Regions from separate parts of the Homo sapiens genome. Here region 2 is linked to region 1. The links are chromatin loops, found by intact Hi-C in ENCODE. Cell type or tissue: sigmoid colon. All regions are shown on one strand. Links, peaks and the distances in the headings refer to the core of each region. The heading gives the core; the rest is flanking DNA. Region 1 overlaps LOC105373456 (a long non-coding RNA gene). Region 2 overlaps LOC105373456 (a long non-coding RNA gene).

Evidence for each region. A loop is a pair of places that touch in the nucleus more often than their neighbours do. Peaks named below come from ENCODE experiments on the same cell type or tissue, not always from the same donor. Only the 100,000 strongest peaks of a DNase experiment are listed, where the experiment ranks them.
Region 2: a loop joins it to region 1, with 2.5 times the contacts of the local background. A loop is called at or near these places in 1 of 110 quality-filtered maps.

What each region holds. Positions count from the first base shown.
Region 1 is chr2:18,973,227-18,978,611 of GRCh38, reverse strand. The region is part of intron 5 of LOC105373456 (a long non-coding RNA gene); the gene reads right to left. Among named protein-coding and RNA genes, the nearest start is that of LINC01376, 51 kb to the left of the region's middle. In sigmoid colon, for the core only: no CTCF peak of the experiment used is centred there; DNase peaks (open chromatin) are centred at 1,701 and 2,031; H3K4me3 peaks cover 594 bases; H3K27ac peaks cover 1,374 bases.
Region 2 is chr2:18,788,812-18,794,196 of GRCh38, reverse strand. The region is part of intron 4 of LOC105373456 (a long non-coding RNA gene); the gene reads right to left. Among named protein-coding and RNA genes, the nearest start is that of NT5C1B-RDH14, 200 kb to the right of the region's middle. In sigmoid colon, for the core only: no CTCF peak of the experiment used is centred there; DNase peaks (open chromatin) are centred at 1,866, 2,496 and 2,826.

The sequences.
Region 1 (5,385 bases), core at 108-5,107:
CTTCAAATTGGGAGACATCAAAGTTAATGGCAGCATTGATACCATTAACAAAAACTGAAGACACAATAGGAGCAGAAGATATGGGGACAAAATGACACATTCAAGCTTGAATTGCTAGTAGCACCCAAAGCAAACAATGATTTCTCTGGGAACAAAATGGCACTAAAATGAAGTGGGTCATTTTCTTACCATTCATACCCAGGCAGTAAAATATATACCATCTATGCCATGATGTAAAACACTCACGTGCTTTCTGAAGCTGTTCCATTTAGATATCATGGTTATGTGTGTTGTGATGAACTTGGTAAATTCATAAAATAGTCTTCCAGTTGAGACCATTTCTACCATTAGGCATGATGTTTCCATGACTTATTCTGGCAAGAGTAGACTGGCATTGAATCAATAAATATGTATATAGGTAGCTTTGAACCACAAATGATCTTACGTAAATTAATAAGGCAATTGAGACTGTGTAGACCTGTTTTGAAAAATAATTCATAAGACCAAAATGGAAAATAATTGTAAAATATTTACTTCTGGCCACTACATTAGGGTTATATGTAATCAGGTCACTTCCCGGGGCCTAATGAACTATTAGCAGTGACACCAGAATTTGGATATAAAAGTTTTTACATAAGCAATTTGAAGAATGAATTCATTCGTTTTTCCAATGTCACTGAAAAGATATATATTTGCTCGTCTTTTATTTCTTATTTTTTTGCTTGAGTTGTTTTAATTCTTTTACTTGAGTGTCCTGAGAAGTTTTATGTATGCCAAATTCTGAGGCAGTGACATTAAAGAGAGGTTTAAACCTTATTCTAAGGACAGTGGCCTTTAAAATATGATTTGAAAGAGAAAAGAAAGGAACCAATGAAATGATCTAATATTAATACCCCATTAATAATGTAGTATTTAGGACAAGTAAGTAAAGCCAAATGTTAACCGAAATGTCTCCCAGTTGGGTCAGAGTCTGAACATCCCCCTGCAGTGTAAACACTCCAGCCTTGTGCCCAGGAATTACAATGTGGGCCAAGGACTAACTCACAGCTTTCGGTGCCCAATCAGCATGCAGTTAAAACAACTAAAATAACATGACATAAAGACACAAGACACGTTGAAAAACAAACTCTTACACACACATGACAAAGAAAAATACTTGATATTAAACAGCCCCAAATTATCTTCTATTAACAGCTCAATTCTATTGGTAGCCCACCACACTGATGGCTTGAAATCTTCCAGCACTCATTTAAGAGTCTCAGGGAGTCTGATTTACTTCTCAATGGCCCATTCATCCTTTGAACGTTTACTCTGTAGCCTGTGCAGTTATAACCTAAGCTGGATTTCATACATGAAAACTGACCTCCAGCACCCAATATTTTTGCCAAGTCTCAGTGAAGGCTCTTGGAATAATTTAGAGTTTGCCATAATGACAAGTTTAAGATTCAATTAATAAGTGTAGTAATTTATTTTTACTATGTTTGTAAAATGGCTTTAGCCCAACTAATTTCACTCCCCTTCACAGCCAAAAGGCCTAAGATAGCAACGATGATCCTCGCAGCAACACACAACAGGGCAGTTCGCTCTTGGTTGTTTAATGCCACGTCAAACACAAAGATTTCTACAGGACTCAGATGGAGACATTTCTCTCTTGCCTTAGTTTGGGCAAAAAATTGATGTCCTTCAGATAGCTGTAATGGATGGTGAGGACGGCAGAGAGTAATCAGGCCCAGCCCGAGGCAAATGCCAAAAGTTTCCCAGAAGGATAAATCTTGTTTCCTGCCTTACTTCACAGAATTAAGCCTTAAACAAGTCATGTTCTGTGGCTTGGATGCTGTGTTTATATCAGCTTTGGCTCCCTGGCTTGTGGTTGGGAACATTGTATTGGTCTGTAACTCAGGAAGGTTTTCCTGAAGCAAGAAATCACTATGTCGGTATCTTTATCTCCCATTCCATTTTATTTGTTCTATTAATACTGGCAAACGAGCTCTGAATGGTAAGTGGATTCATAGGAGACAGTGACATTGACCAGGTGCAGCTCGCAAAGCCAATGATTTAGCGCTCTGTTTCGGTAACCGTCTTTCCCAGGAGTTGTATGAAAGATGCCTCTTCATAAAGGATTTCGTTTTGGAAAATAATAACAGCACCTCATCTGTGCATGGCTCATTCTCGGTAGGTTCAGGAAAAAATCTTTTCTGTGGAGTTCAGGGTAGGCTGAGACCTTGTGGTCTCTCAGTGTCTTAAATGAAACCAAATCCTCTGGGGAGTGCATTCATTTATGGTTAGTAACAGGCGACTTCCTGTTTCGAAGCAAAATGGGCTTGAAGAGGCTTATAAAAAAGACTCAAAAGGTTTCTTGGACATCAAATGACTCTAGTAAAACATTTCGATGAGTTAAGTGTAAATGTACCAGCAGCATACGGATTAAATTCCCTTCTAAATAAACATTAACAGAGAACATGTTTGGCAAAATGCATTTTGAGTTTTGCAAAACTGAAAACATTTGAAAAAGGAGTGTGAGATATTTGATGAACTCAGAAAGCAGCCGGATTGCCCATCCCATACTTGAATATTGTCTTTGGATGTTCTGCAGATGTCAAATAAATTAGGATGCAGATATTAAGACCAATGTCTGCTGCAGAAATGATCAGCTGCCTGTCAGTTAGGATGGCGTTTTTGTGTATACCCTGTTCGTGTATGTGTGGCTGAACAGAGCCGTGGGGGACCTGTAACCCTTTCCTCACCTACAGGCATCCTCCCTTTCCTGGATTCAGTCCTGTAAGACCTTTTATTATTCACAGCTCTTCCATCTGTTTTGCTGCCTGTGAGATATTTTGGCTTCCAAAGAGGATTCCTGCTTTGCTATATATTTACAATGAAACTTTGGTGTCACCAGGCAGATGACAGCCTTGGCGTTGCTTGGGCCAAGGCCTTTTATCCAGAAGCCACTGTCCTCGTCAAGACTCTTATTATCTCTCACTATCTCTTTTTTCTGACATGCTCCCGAAACAAAATTTATGAATCCTTTGAGATGGTGGAAGTAACGACGGAACAGAAAAGATTAAGGGGAGAAACATTTTAAATGGGCCACCAACTACACTTGGTAACTATTAATAAATGTAGAAAAGAATCAAACGTTACTCTAAGGGTTGAGTTTTAGTGATCGTATCAATGGTGAAGCCACTGAATTAGAGAAGCACCTTTAGAAATCTTTTCCATTATTAAGTCTGATAGAGCAGGAAAGCACACCATTTGTATCCTTTTTATAAAGTATTTGACCCAGAATAACAAATAGTCATGTCACAGGGCAAATCTCATATGATTTGGATGCCATTACCTTGTAGTCTGTAACTACACTGACTTACGATCATTTTGGTTTTGAATGGTACTTGCAGAAAGTAGATTTGAAGAAAATTAACAGGCCAATACTCGGCAAGTATTATGTTGAAATATTTAAAAGATTAAAAGTTTAGCTCAGTGTATTTTGGCAAATAATATTATTTATAGATAAGTAATGACCCACTACCATACCAAAAATAATACAGACAATTAATATGCTACTCATTAAAATGTTTACTAAAGCCTTTATAGGGAGCACCCACTTCTCTTTTTGGAATTATTGAACAGCCAAACAACCGTCAGCATCTTCTCTTCTGCTATCTTCATGCATTCATTAAATGGTTTTCCATTAAGGCTGTGGTGAGACTGAGTCTGTTGACTTCATTTCTCTCTACTTTCAAATTACTCTACATATGGTTGCCAGAGTTTTCTTTCAAAAGGACTAGTCTTGTCATTCACCTGTTCAATAATCTTTGATGCCTACCAGGTGCCTCCAGAATAAAGCCCAAGTTCTTTAACTTGGTGTTCAAAACCCTCTGGTCTGGCCCTAATTCACATTTCAGTTCATGTTCCACCACCTCATAATCCGGTCATACCAGACAAATTCTCTATTCCCAGATTCCACATGTTCAATATGCTCTCATAGTATTTACCACTTCTTCTCAGCATTTTGCACACTTGTAAATATTTGCTAAATTATTTGTTTAAACAGAGTTTCCCCACTAAACTCCCAGTTAAGTGAGGGTGAGGGTTGTGTCTGCCTCATGTATTCTGTATCCCCAGGTTCCATCTTAGTGACTGGAACACAGTAGGTGCCCTGTGATGTCTGTGAACTCATGGAGCCACTTGTCTGTTTTCTTGTGGCACTGACTGTGTATTTATATTTTAGTACTTATGAATTCCATGTTTGTCTACCTGAATTTCCTACCACGATTCTTTGAGCCTAGAGGACAGAGACTGTGCCTTAATTTATTTCTGTATCCTTAGCACCTGGGGTAGTGCTTAGCACACCCTGAATACTCAATACATATTTGACAAAGTTAAACAAGAACATTTGCTGCACGTTCTAAAAAATCATCCCATTCCTTAGGTAAGCCTACAGGCATGACGACAATTTTGAGATGTAGCTCTCACTCCTGCATCAAAGGCAACATTCTAGGGCAGGCAAGTTATAGGTCATAGGCCAAGTCTGTCTGCCACCATCTCTTTTTGTAAATAATTTTATTGGAATATTCATTTTTTATATTGTCAATGTCTGCTTTCATACTACAATAGCAGGTTTGAATAATGGCAGAGACCAAGGACTTTGAAGGCCCCAAATATTTACTATTTGGTCCTTTATACATGAAGTTTGCTGACAACTGTATACACAAATAAGTATACTAATTGTATTTACTTTATATAGTGGTTATAAGCATTAAATTAAGTAACATCTATAAAATGCTTAGTACCATCTTTGGCACATATTAATTGCCAAACTGTTAGGTATCATCATCATTATAGTATCTTAATTATTTTCTAACAGTTACAAACATAGGGTAGAGCAGGCCAGTAGAAACTTGATACAGGCCATTCTAGAAGCAGGGATGGAAGAAGTCAAATCTAAGAGCTTGGCAATGAGGGAGAAGCAAAGTACAAAACAGACCTAGTGTCGATAGAAATGTCATTTGATATAAGTATATGACCATCATATACCCTGATGGTTTTATTATTACCCCCATTTTACAGATGAGAAACCTAAGACACCAAATCCTCGTCCATTTGTCACAGATGCTCAAGCTAGAAGTCATGGAGCTGACACTAGAAATCAGAACTTGAAAGGACTGTCCACATGAGAAAGAAACCGAAACAAGTCTGTTCCCTGTCCCAGGCAAACAATCATCAACTGGGCTAGGACGACCTGGGAGAAAGAATGACCAAAAACAACCAAAACCTCGCAAATCGTGGGAATCCAGAAAGGAAGCACTGACACTGAAATCAATCTCCTGACTAACAAACACATAAAGAGCTGATGAATGTCATTAGTGATTAGGGGAATACTAATCA
Region 2 (5,385 bases), core at 285-5,284, 180 kb after region 1:
GCACAGTTATCAAGGTGGGGTAAGTATGGAAACTGGGGCCAGATTCTTCTTTCTTGCAAAAGTCACTATTCCGGGGTTCACTTTCCTCATCCGTGAAATAGGTACGACAATCTCAGCCCTTCCTATCTTACATGGAAATGATGGAGGTTAAATAACATTTTAAAAACACTAAATATTTGCTTATGTGCAGTGTTGAGAATTACACAGATGCAATCACTGACCATCTGTGAGGTATCAGGATGGCAACAGGCCCTGGCTCTCCTTCCTGCAGTGGTAGATGAGGGACATCTCTAGACCAACCTCTGCACAGGCTTTCCTCTTCCTGATCTTTCCTAGGTCATGACGGTAACAGCCAGGTGCCCTCACTACCTTCCTTGACTAGACCCAGGGCCTCCTACCCTGGCCTCTGCTGAGAGTCTCCTCAGGGTGGAGCTGAGGGAGAGGCCAAAGGGCCTTCAGAAATTTCTCTCCAGAATGGGACAAGGCACTGCCTCCTCTCAGGACCAGGATAAATCACCACAGAAACAGGACTCATCAAATGAGGGCAAGGCAATCAGTTAAAGGGAATGCAAATCTGGAGGAATGGAAATAAAATGCAGCCAGGTGCAGCCACCAAAGAAACGATCAAAGGTATCCCATGGGAAGAAACATGGCTCACTGAAGAGAGGCACTATCGGAAAGCTCTTCCCTGCAGTGTTTATTAATCAGTGCCCTTGCATCCAGCGTACAATTATGAACGATTTATTGTATCCATGTTCAGAACACATAGGATATTATTCCAGATGGGATACAGCAGACAAGTTGAGAGCACAGGGATTAAAAGAAAGAAAAGAAAATGAGAAGAAAGAACAAATGTGAGAGTAGAGAAACAAGGCCCAAGAGAATAGAGAGAGATACCAATCCCCAGGAGAATGAAGTCACATTTTTTTGTGCAGAATGAAAGTTAAGCTGTGTCCATGGTTGACAGAAAACAAAATGCAGTAGCATAAACCATTTATTTTCTCACTTGCTTTCCCCCCTGGAACCTCACCAATAAAATTAGACTCCTGAGTTCAACCAAATCTCTGTGATCTCAAACTATGCTCCTTTGAAAAATACTATAGAAAAAAAAGCATGTGTGTATGTATCTGTGCATATGTGTGTACATCTGTATGCACGTGTAGTGTGTGCATGCATGTGTATGTGGGGCATGTGTATGTGTGCATGTGTGTGTGCCTGCATGGGGTGTGTGTGTGTGTGCACGCGCGCGCAGTGGGGCAGAGCAGCTCCCTTTCTAGGGTCTGGGCACACTTTGCTGCAGGAGCCTTTCCAGTAGGAAGACTCAGACAAGCAAGCCCAGCTCAGGTTTCATGAGGCTTCATCTTGTCTGAAGGCTGGTCACAGAGCAAAGTCGGGTATATTTCAGAGGCTGATTAAAGCTCTCACAAATGCCAGCTTCTATAGTTTCAATAACTATTAATTTAAAGAATATATTTGCCTGGAAAAAAAAAAGAAAAACATTGCAAACCATTCCTGTTTTATCGCCGAGAGGGTCCTTCCTCTGCACAGATTCTTTCCTTCATCATGAAGTGAGCAAGTCTGAGCTGGACAGTTATCAAGGTGGGGCAATTATAGGAACTGGGGCCAGCTTCTTCCAATTAGGTAACTGTGCACAGACCTTTGCCATGGTGACAGCAAAAAAACTACCGCTCAATCCCCCATTCCCACTGTTCAAGTGATAAATGACCCTCAGGCTTCTCTCCCCAAAGCCAAGCAAGGCCTGTCTCTGGACAAAGGCCAGGGAAAACAGAAAAAGATTTATAAGAGCCAAAAGCAGGGTGAAGAAGAGCTGCAGGGCATAGGGGAAAGACCAGTGAGAAAACATGGTGCGTTTTAGTAGCTGCATGTTACTTTATGAGGACTGGGTTGGGTCAGAGGGGGAGTTGGGGATCTGGCGAAGAATAAGTGGCCATAGTTAAATAGCCAGGCTGGGAGAGCTCTGTTGGCCCTGCTCTTTGGAAAGAGGGAGCTCCGGACTGCAAATCTCAGCCTGGCTCTTTCCTTCACCCCAGTTCTTTCTAAACAGACACCACTAAAGGAATGTATTTAAAACTAAGGAGACAAATGGAGACAGAGAAAGAGTGGTCATGTACTGCTGAGATTAAAAGGCATGATGGTACAATTAAAGATATTTACCAGAGAAATTTGAGCCCCATTACATGCTGGCGTACAGTATGTGAAGAAGAACTGTTTTATATCATTAAAGACAAAAACCAGGTCTATAGGTAAGCTTTAAGAACAATAAACATCCTGAATTCAAGAATAAGTCTGTCAAATGAAGGGATATTGATTTTGGAACAAGGAATATTATGTCAAACAACATTAGTTTAATTGATCTGAATTTAGTTTAAGTACTAAAAGCATTTATATACAAACAGCAAATGAAAATTAACTGCAGCTGAGTCTTGCTGCTTGTTCTCAGGGGTGCGGCGCGGATGAGAACCTGGCACCGAGGAGGCCTGGTTGGAGTCTTGAACACACGGAAGAGCTGGGGTTTCTTCCCAGCACGACAATGAGGAAGGCAATGTGCTTTCTCTCAGAGGTAGGAACATTTAACACTGGCCCTTGACTTCTCAAAATACACAAATACTGTTTCTTGCTCTGGAGGAATTCATAAGAGAACAGGGGTGAGACAAGGAATGAGTCAGTCCCTGAGTACAAGAGAGGCTTCTGGTCCGGAGGTGAGTGAATGAGACAGTCCCTCCTCTGCCTCTGACTGCTTGGCCCCATCTGAACCAATGTCTTAATAAAGCCTGCCTTTGCTCTGCACAGAGCTCTCCCTTTCAGCTGCTGCCAGGCCCTCGGAGACCCAGGTAGAGGTTCCAGGAAAGTCGGTGGGCATGGGGCCAGAGACAGGACAGGTTCTCAAGAAACAGTACCAGCTTTAGTCCCTCCATGAGGGTAAAATGGAGAAATAATTCAAGAGTGCCCAAACCCACTCCTTTCTTGTGTTCTTGTTTTCTACTAAGAAAAAGGAAAGAAAGGAAAGAGAGAAAAAAAGAAGGAAGGAAGGAAGAGAGAGAGACAGAGAAAAAAGAGAGAGAGAGAAAGCAAGCAAGCAAGCAGGGAGGGAGGGAGAGAGGGAAGGAAGGAGGGAAGGGGAAGGGGAAAGGGAAGGGGAGGAAGGAAGGAAAGAACCACTTTTTTTTTTTAAATCTCTTCCCACATTGATCCCATAGAACTCACTCTGGGATGGATCTTGAGAATGTTCAGGAAGGGCTCAGCGATAAACCCAGGGCAGAGATGCACATTTTCTATTTTGTTACTAAAACTTCGTGTGCAAAAATAAGCGTGGTTTGGGGTTAGGCAAGGGAAAAGCCAGTGAACCCTTTGGAAGTGCATCAACTTGTCATAGGTCCATGTGAATGGCTGAGGGTGTGAAGACTTCACTATGTGTCAGACTCATTATTTAATGTCCAGTCAGCTTAGGAGCCAACCATGTTTCCACTTTGTTTTCCAAAGGCCTGACAAAGGCCCTGGGGTGTTATTTTGTTTACATATTGCCACCTGTGTACTCTCTCTGAAAGCCAAATCTCCACTCCAAGATCAAAGGGCAGCTGAGTCTTGGACCATTAAGTGGAGCTGGAAGAAAGATCTCTCCACCTCCAGCCTTCAGCTTTCACTCAAACCACAGATTGTTCTATGTTGTAAGATTTATAGCTTTGCTTGTGAACATGATCACAAAAACCAACAGAAATAGCCTAAAGTCATGGTTCTCTATCTGTTCAGACCCTTGCCAAACACATCAAGTATGGTCTCAGGGTTTTCTTCGTAAAAGGACCTTTAGGTGAGCTCTGGAGATACCAGAGTTTCCAATCTCTGTTTTGATTTCCTCTTGAAATGCTTTTCTATTCATACTCATTTGAAACATTTTCCATCAAAATATTTTCCCCTGATGTTCTCAGTCATTATGGCCAGTGGAGGAGCAGACTGACACATGACCAGGATGACAGCCACCTGGGAAGACAGATGTCACTTGCTGAGGACAATGCAATAAGAAAGAGGACGCTGGTCAAGGCTGATGAAACATTCTGGGAACATTCACTCTGTGCAAGATACTATGGATACTATGTAGTTAGTGTTTTTTAGACTCGAAAGAACTAATATTCCTGGGATAATATTCATGTTATATTTGCTCATCAAATGTCTATTGAATACCTTTGATGTGCCAGGCCTTATGCAGAGCATGCATGAAGATCTGCACACATTCCCACCTTAGTCAAGAGGAGCAGGTGATTCCAGCATGCCTAGCTTATACCTGCTGAAACAGAGGTACACACAAGCTTCTAAAATAATCTTGAAGACAAAGCAATTTCTCTTCCAAGAAAGAAGAGGGGTTTGTCAAGTCTTAACCCAGAAGCCTACAAGCTGGGATGCATGGATGGGAAGAAAGGAGATGCCCTGAAGAGCGACCAGCAAGAATAAAAGCACACAGAGGGTGCCGATGATGTCTGCACCACGCTAAGGAATCAAGGATGTCAAATTGCAGGGACTGTAGTAGGAACCTGGCAAGAATCCTAGGCAGTCACACTCATGGCTTACTAACACTATTAAAATTGGTTTTCTTTCCCCTTGAGAGGCTATAATGGACTGAGAGGCAGATGGTCTTTGGTTTAAGTCAGTGTCCTCCATTTCTTAGAGGATCTTGGGTGCATCACTTAACCTCTCTAAACTCCAGCTTCCTCCTGTGACACATGCAGAAATGAACAGTTGTCCTACCTTTCCACGAAAGTAGAGATCTTGTGTGAGTAAGCCCTTACACAGACAGGCTAGGCTACAAGGGCCTTCAGTGATAAGACCCAGAGGGGCTCACACAGAGAAATGAAGTGAGAAGAAGTGTAAGACTTTCTCTGCCCTGAATTTAGGAAAAACTCCCAGTAGTTCTCCCCATATGATGCCGAGTAAGTCGCATCATTTCCCCAGGCTTTATTCTTCTCATCCACAAAAAAGGAGCGGAAGGCCAGGGTTCATTTTTAAGTTTTCTTCCAGTTTTAACGTCCAACGACAGAGTTTAAAGATCGTTGGGCAAAATTTTCAGATTCCTGAAGACTTTGTTTGAATCCACCTCCTGGAGTGTAACTGTTATATGTCTGAACATTACAAATTATGAAATATTAAATAAATATATGTGCATATACATAAACACATGTGAGTATATATAGACACACATGTATATATGTAACTCAATTGTTCCAGCCAGGGACATCCGTCCAATGCCTGGAGTTTCTCTTTTTCTTTCAGGATTCAGCATTTGGCCTAGTTCCAACGTATTCCCGAGTTTCTGAATCTTGTTCCCACAAAGATCTGTCTTCTCTCTCTGGTTGAAAGAAATGCATGCTGGGCATC